Regions from separate parts of the Mus musculus genome. Here region 2 is linked to region 1. A link is a loop called in an ENCODE intact Hi-C map of the cell type or tissue named here. Cell type or tissue: heart. All regions are shown on one strand. Links, peaks and the distances in the headings refer to the core of each region. The heading gives the core; the rest is flanking DNA.

What was found. Peaks named below come from ENCODE experiments on the same cell type or tissue, not always from the same donor. Only the 100,000 strongest peaks of a DNase experiment are listed, where the experiment ranks them.
Region 2: it touches region 1 in a loop (2.9-fold over the local background); 14 of 42 quality-filtered maps call a loop at or near these places.

The regions. Positions count from the first base shown.
Region 1 is chr12:81,617,423-81,621,134 of GRCm38, reverse strand. No RefSeq gene overlaps it. Among named protein-coding and RNA genes, the nearest start is that of Ttc9, 12 kb to the left of the region's middle. In heart, for the core only: a CTCF peak has its summit at 1,586 (motif pointing left); a DNase peak (open chromatin) is centred at 1,604.
Region 2 is chr12:81,913,899-81,917,610 of GRCm38, reverse strand. All of the region lies in intron 5 of Pcnx (pecanex homolog), which reads right to left. Among named protein-coding and RNA genes, the nearest start is that of Pcnx, 56 kb to the right of the region's middle. In heart, for the core only: no CTCF peak of the experiment used is centred there; a DNase peak (open chromatin) is centred at 1,870.

The DNA of each region.
Region 1 (3,712 bases), core at 459-2,958:
ACAAACAATGGAAGGCAGGAGTTCTTTGGCTCTCAGTTTCAGGGCTCTCAGTCTGTGGTCCTTCATCCCCTGGCTCTGGTCTATGTCAGACAGCATGCATAGCAGGAGGAGCATGGTGGAAGGGCCACTCACAGGAAGCAGAAAAAGAGGAGGTACACTCGCGTTCTAGAACCTACATGTGTTCTAAATGAGTGTTTCTGCAGGTGACATGTTTTGACTTTCTCCTTTCCTTTTGTTTACATTTTATAGATATTTTCTTTTTGTTCTTATTATTGCATAAAACAAACTAATAGCACTCAGCCTTCCGTTGACAACAGCGTAGCTTCAGCTGCATTTTAGACTACACTCGTATAACTCTATCTTCTTCCCATGTTACTGATGTCTCAAATTACATCTTGAATTATGTATACATAATACAAACATATACATAATACATACACTGTACACTTATTACCATAGCATTCTCTTTTGTCCTTAGTAACCTATATACAATAATCACCTTTCCCATCCCATCTCTCTTGCAGTGCTAGAGATGGAGCCAGGGCCTTCTCTGTGCGAGGCAGGTGATTCCCACAGTGTTACGGTCTCTGCTCCCTCCCTGAGAAGCTGGGGCTAGTGGTGTGCACCATCACACACACCTTGCTTACTGGGCTGTTTCCTCCTCCTCTTCTGTTTTGGGTTTTCAAGACTGAGTTTCTCTGTTTAGCCCTGGCTGTTCTGAAACGCACGCTGTAGACCAGGCTGACCTTAAATTCACAGAGATCCACCTGCCTCTGCCTCCTGAATGCTGGGATTAGAGATCCCACCCTCCAGCCCTTCATTTTTTCTTTGTGCTCCAGTAACCTGACCACTTTGGATGGTCTGTCCTTCCATTTTCCCAGTATTTCTGGAGTAACTATACAACTTCCCTTTTGATAGTTTACATCTCTTGGTTGTTACTTTCATTTTACTTATGTATAATTTAAATTTTTCATTCATTTGATTTTTTTTTTCTCTTTTGGCTCTTTTGTTTTTGTTAGTTTGTTTGTTAGACAGTGTATTGCCATGAAACTCAGGCAGGTCTTGAATTCATCACAAAGCCCAGGCTGGTCTTGAACTTGAAGTCTACCTGACTCGCCATCAGAGAACTTGGATCACAATATTTTAGTTCATTATACATCTTTATGACACGATGTTTTACTTTTTTGTTTTTTCGAGACAGGGTTTCTCTGTGTAGCCCTGGCTGTCCTGGAACTCACTCTGTAGACCAGGCTGGCTTCGAACTCAGAAATCTGCCTGCCTCTGCCTCCCAAGTGGTGGGATTAAAGGTGTGCGCCACACGCGCTCGGCAATGTTTTACTTTTTTTATCGGGCAATTCATAAATATTTTTGTGGAATCGGTTTCTAGAGAAAATTTAAAAACTCTTTTGATTTAGCTGTATTTTCCTATAACTATGCATGTCTTATACATTTTCGGCCTGTATTTGGACATTTGGAAAGCAGCGGTGTGTTCCAGTCTTTAGTTTGATGTACCAGAAGACTTTCAGTGAGCTGTGAAGGTGCAAGGATTTCTCAAAGCTTTTCTGTTCTTTTGCTCCCTCTGGTGTTGGTCTGGAGAACTGCAGCTCTGATCTGAGACTCACCTTTGTTTTCAGTGGCTAGGTTCTGGCGGGTCTTGCAATGCACAAGGCACTTGGAGGCGGATGTGACCTCAACCAGGCTCTTGGACAGCCTCCAGATAAACTAGGACACCGAGTGCATGGGCTGCCTTCTTGTTTCCATGTTGCAGAGCCTTTATGGGAAGAATCCTTCCCAATTGCTTAGCACTGCACCACATAGAGGGGCAGATGTACCAGCAGGATGTGACTAACTGCCAAGCTACCACCTCTTTGGTGGAAGAATCCCTTCTCGGTTTTATGGTGACTGGGGCAGAATGGGTGTAGCTTCTCAGCCTGCCTCTAGTGTCCTCACTGGGGTTTTATTCAGTGTTTCTATGAGGAAAGGAAGACATGCAGTGTACCAACATATCAATCACTTGCTGACACCACTGTACTTCCTAAAGTCAGTCCCTTCAGAGTTGAAGGCCTGACAGGTACAATGTGACATGAGACTGGAGCTGGCAAGCCCAGGCAGAGATGATGCCTGTCAGACTCCATGAGAGAGACTCTGCCTCACAGCAAACTGTGATTACAAATGTTTGGATCACATGGATCATTTTTGATGTCCTGAGATGACAGTGGGGTGTAGTCTCCTAATCCCGGTACTCTGGAAGGACAGATTTTATTTGCCTTCTCTTAAATCCAGTATCTCTTGACATCTGCCAACGCACATCTGGACTCCCACAGACTCTGCCACGGCCGCTACGCCGTGGCCTGCCAAGTCCATTATCCATTATTTATCTCCTTTGCCTATATTCAGCTGCAACCCAGCCCTGTTTAGACTGCTGAGGTTTTGTCTGTAAAGTCAGCACTGCAGAGCGTACCTGAGAGGGAGAAGTTTGGGTTTGAGGATGGGAAGGACAGAGACAAGGAACCGGGATGAATACACATGAACCAGACTCTTGGGAATGTAAAATAGTTGACTTGGTTCTGTCACTCTGTCTCTGGCCACACATTTTCATACCTCATGGTCTGAAGTAGAATTTATTCATTGCTATCTTCTTCCTGCCCCTCTTTCCTTATCCTCTCCTTCCTATCTTCCTTTGCTTCCTATTTTCCAGTAAGTAATTCCCACGGGAGCTGACACGTTTGTCCTATCTTCACCGAGCACTGATAGTGTTGCCAGGTAAAGGTCTTGCTCTGTTTTGAACTGGTTGTTACTTAAAGTATAGTGTTATTCAGCCCAGCTTAGTGTGGAGAAGAGAAGGCCCAGAGCAGAGTTTGGACTCTGAATTGGTGGTTCTCAGCCTTCCTGAAGCTGCGACCCTTTACTCCTGTCCCTCATGTTGTGCTGACCTCCAACCATAAAACCATTTTCACTGCTGCTTCATAAGTGCAGTTTTGCTACGAATTATCTGTGCTTTCCAATGATCTTAGGCGATGACCCCTGTGAAAGGGCCATTCAAGACTCCAAGGAAGTCACCACCCACAGGTTGAGAACCTCTGCTCTGAATGAATATGTTAAGTCCTCAGTTCCAAGTTGTTGTGAGAACTGAGGCTTACAAGACAGGGGTAGTCTCCTGCTAGTGTGGAGACCCATTGAGTGGGTCATGTGCTTAGGATAGATTAAAATGTCTTCATCTTCCCTAAGATGAAGGTCCAGTTATTGTATTGTTTCTAAGAGCCAAAAGAAAGGACAAATAAGATATTGCCTGAAGCACTGAAGCCCCTGTGAAAATCACCTCGCTTCTCAGCGACTCACTAGATTGTTCAGGGGGAGCCAAGATTCAGCCCATCCCCTGCAGCTCCAGGGCTGAAAACAAGCTTGTCTGTCTGAGTGTGGCCCGACCCCAGCCTACAGCTGCTCGTATTTATTTATTTACCTTCTCTCTCCACCTGCTACGGATGTTGAGCGTAAACAAGAAATTTGTTAGATGTTAAAATTTTCCAAAATTAAATATCCTAATGACAAATGCTGCATAAGCATATAAAATTGTGTGTACGGATGGTATATGTGTGGGGTGGGGGTGGGGGTGCACTGCACAAGCGCATTTGTGGAGGCCAGAAGTGTCAGGTGTCCTTTTCAAGCACCCTCCATTCTGCTTGCTGAGGAAGGGCCTCTCACTGAATCGGGG
Region 2 (3,712 bases), core at 637-3,136, 300 kb before region 1:
CTCACAGTATACAGTAGTAAGTCAAGTATGAGCAAACCTCAAGCAGAGCTAACCAGTCAACCCAAAGACCCATTCTAACTGATGGAAGGAACGGAACTGTCAAATCATTTGAGCTCTTCAAAGGCTTCAGAAAAAGTTTGTGTGTGTGTGTGTGTGTGTGTGTGTTCTCTCCTCTTCCTTCCCCCACCTCGATTTTGAAGAGGATCTCTGTATTTAGCCTAGGTTAGCCTTGAACTTCAGGTCCTCATGATCCAGCATGAGTCTGCAATTTCAGGTGTGTGCCACCACAGCCTGCTGCGAGCTCTATTTCTAACTTCCAAATAGATAACCTTAGGTTACCATTTGGAGCCTTTGTGTCTTCATCTAAAAGATTTGTGATCAAACTTGTTCAGTAGCAAGCAGGAAGTGCTGAATATATCCACATATATAATTATATGTATATATTTTAAAAACAAAATTAATAGTAACTGTTAATATTGTGTCTCAGGAAATACTTTAATTTTTGGGAAACACTAGTAAGATTATTTTACAAACAAACAAAAACCTAGAATGGAGCTCCAAAATGATGTAGTGGGTGAAGGGCTTGCTGTGCAATCCTGGCCACCTGAGTATATGCCAGGAGCCTGAAGAGGGAAGGAGACACTAACATCACACAGCTGTGCTCTGACCTCCACACACACATCATAGCACATGTATGTCCACATTACACAAATACACATACAACCACCACCGTGTTGATCAGTCACATAAAAAGTTATGAACTACAGTAGGAAGAAACAAACAACAGAATCAAAGTGTTGATCAATGCTCAAACGAAATACAACATGATGCAAGGTATCTCATAGTTTGTGGTAGTCACAAAATGACAGGAGCTCACAGGCCCCACTTCTGAGGGATGTGCCATATGGTGGTGTGTCTGGGGGAGGAAGAATCACTTTAGGGGTGCCCTAGGAGGGTGCTCCACTGAATGGACCCACACCTGTGATTATACTAAGACAGCACAAACTACGTGTACACACATACACACACACACACACACACACACACACACACTTAACTGAAGACTCAAAGCTGGGATGAAGTAGCAGGGGCAGGGGATGGAGCTGGACAGAGCTGAGGGAGGAGTGGGAGTTAATGTGATCACAACACATCGTGTGGATATGAAATCCTCAAAGAAGAAAATATAATAAACCCAAAATCATGTACAGCATGTTCCATGTCCTCAATGAGAATATGTTAAATATTAACAAAAAATAGTAATAATTACAGGCTAAAATCCTATATTTTCTTTCATTACTGATGAAGCAATTATAAGTAAGCCCCTTAAGAAAAAAACACATGTTGCTCTATGTTATAAGAGCATCCCTTCATCTTTTATTTACAGTAGGAGCTACTGACTTAAATTATCATACAGACTTCATAAAGTAATAGACATAAAAAGTCCATCTACCTACACAAAAGCTGACTTTTAAAACCTTCATTTTGACAGGAAAGGATGCCTGAACCTGATGTTAGCTTCATCAAAAGAAAATTAATTTAGATGTGGTGACACATGCCTGTAATCTAAGCACTTAGGAGACGGAGGTAGCAAGATCATGAATTTGAGGCTAGTCTGAGCTATAAATACAAAAAACAACAAAAAGAAAACTATGCTTTAATTATTGTAACCATATAGACAAACTATAACTCAGAGGAGGGTTAGGTGTTCACTTGAATCTCAGTGGTAAAAGCAAACACTCTCTCCTAAAACTATAATAGGAATGAAGTTACCACACACATTTATATACTTCAAAAACTGGCAGTCCCAAACAGCATTTCAGCAGCTCACACAGTTGCCACTAGGTGGTGACAAAGCCCAGCCAGGACCATGGAAACCCTGTGCCTGCAAACCTTGCAGAGCTGCCCCATCAGTTTACCAACTTCAGAAGAACCCGACTCAGTGTGTGCTTTTGCACTTTGCTTGCTTTGCTGTTGTTTGGTGGTGGTGGTGTTTTTGTTTTGTTTTTTTGTTTTTGTTTGGAAAAGGTCTCTATAAATAAAGGGTGGTTTAGAACTCACTTTGCCACTTTGCTGCCCCAGGTTGGCGTTGAACTCATAACAATCCTCTGTCTCACCCTCCCAAGTTCTAGGCATGAGCCTGCATGCATAGCTCTTACCCCATATTTAATGTGTTGGCTGGGCTGCTTGGTATTTGCAAATTGACAATTCCTAAATGTCAAACCCAGACACCTAACCTGACTTCTCTCTTCTCATGACTGCACTGAGGTCCCAAAGAAGCACATACTAAATATGCCCCAACTGGATGTCCCACCCCAGCCTCCATTCTCTCCTGTCTTTAATTTAGAAAGGACACCCCATTGTTCCTGCTGTCCATCCCAAATAGTACTATTAAAATCTTATAGGACACTACTAAAATCCTCTAACAGCATCTTATTAGCGCGCGCACACACACACACACACACACACACACACACACAGAATGTAAATAGACCATGTCTTACTACCCTCATGTTTACAATGGCCATCCAAACGACCTCCCAACTTCAGCATCCACCCCTTTGATACAGCCTTAGAGTCAGGGCTACGATGGCAGTTCATCTCCCCAGGAATTAGAACAAGTATCTTTAGAAATGCCCTCTGAGACATTCTACCACCCACACATGCTGGTTTTCAAACCTGACAGGTGTGCTCTTCAGGACTTCACACCTCTTGCATTTGCTGCCCCTGCAGAGAAGGGGCTCTCTTTAGGTCTTCGATGTAGGTAAAAAGCCACTCTATTTAAGATTACCACTTTTCGTAGTCTCCATCTGTTTACTCTTATAACTGATTCACAGTACTACAACTCCATAATAAGACCGTGAAAGCCGTAAGAGAGTACAAACTATTCACTGATTAATTTACAATATTTAAAACAGTGCCATGTACATAATAAGAACAGATAAAAGCCAAGTTACAAACTATTTGAGGGACCAGAGAGATGGCTCCTGCATTAACAGTGGATGCTATTCTTGAGTTCAGTTCTCTCTCTCTCTCTCCTTCTCTCTTTCCCCCACCCATACTCACACTCACACCCACGAACTCAAATCCACAAACAATAAGTATTTTTTACACTATTTTAAAGTAGTATAGTAGTTTGAATTTGGCTATGAGTGTGGGTAAGTTTCCTACAACTCTTTTTAAAGTCATAACGGGCTCATCTGTGATGTACCAACAGCCTGGAGTGAGAGCTGGGTAAATGCACATGAAGACAACCAACCAAGCAAGAACTGTGGAATCCAGGCTGACCGTGTTTGTAAAGGACTCACGGCAGTCTGGTACAGCCATGTCCACTCACAAGTAGTTTAGAGATCCTTCCCCTCCATAACAACAGAGCTGGGTACCGAGGGGACAGATGAGCTGCAGAGCTACCTAGGCCTCTGCAAAAATAAGCATGTGGACTCCTAAGCTAGACAACAGACTAGTGAATTCCAGACATTATCTAAGCTCCTCTATACCTGGCTACAATGGTAGAGTTGTATGTGTATAAATCTCAAGCAGCTAGATTATCATAAAACACAAACAACAAAACCCTTGCTTAGTGCTTTTTAGATATACAATAAGATAAAGATATATGACCCCTAAATGCAAGCAGACTCAGTGCTCTAAGACTATGACCTGGTTGTCAAGACATTATAATGGTACACATTATAGAAATGAAGACTGCAAAATGAAA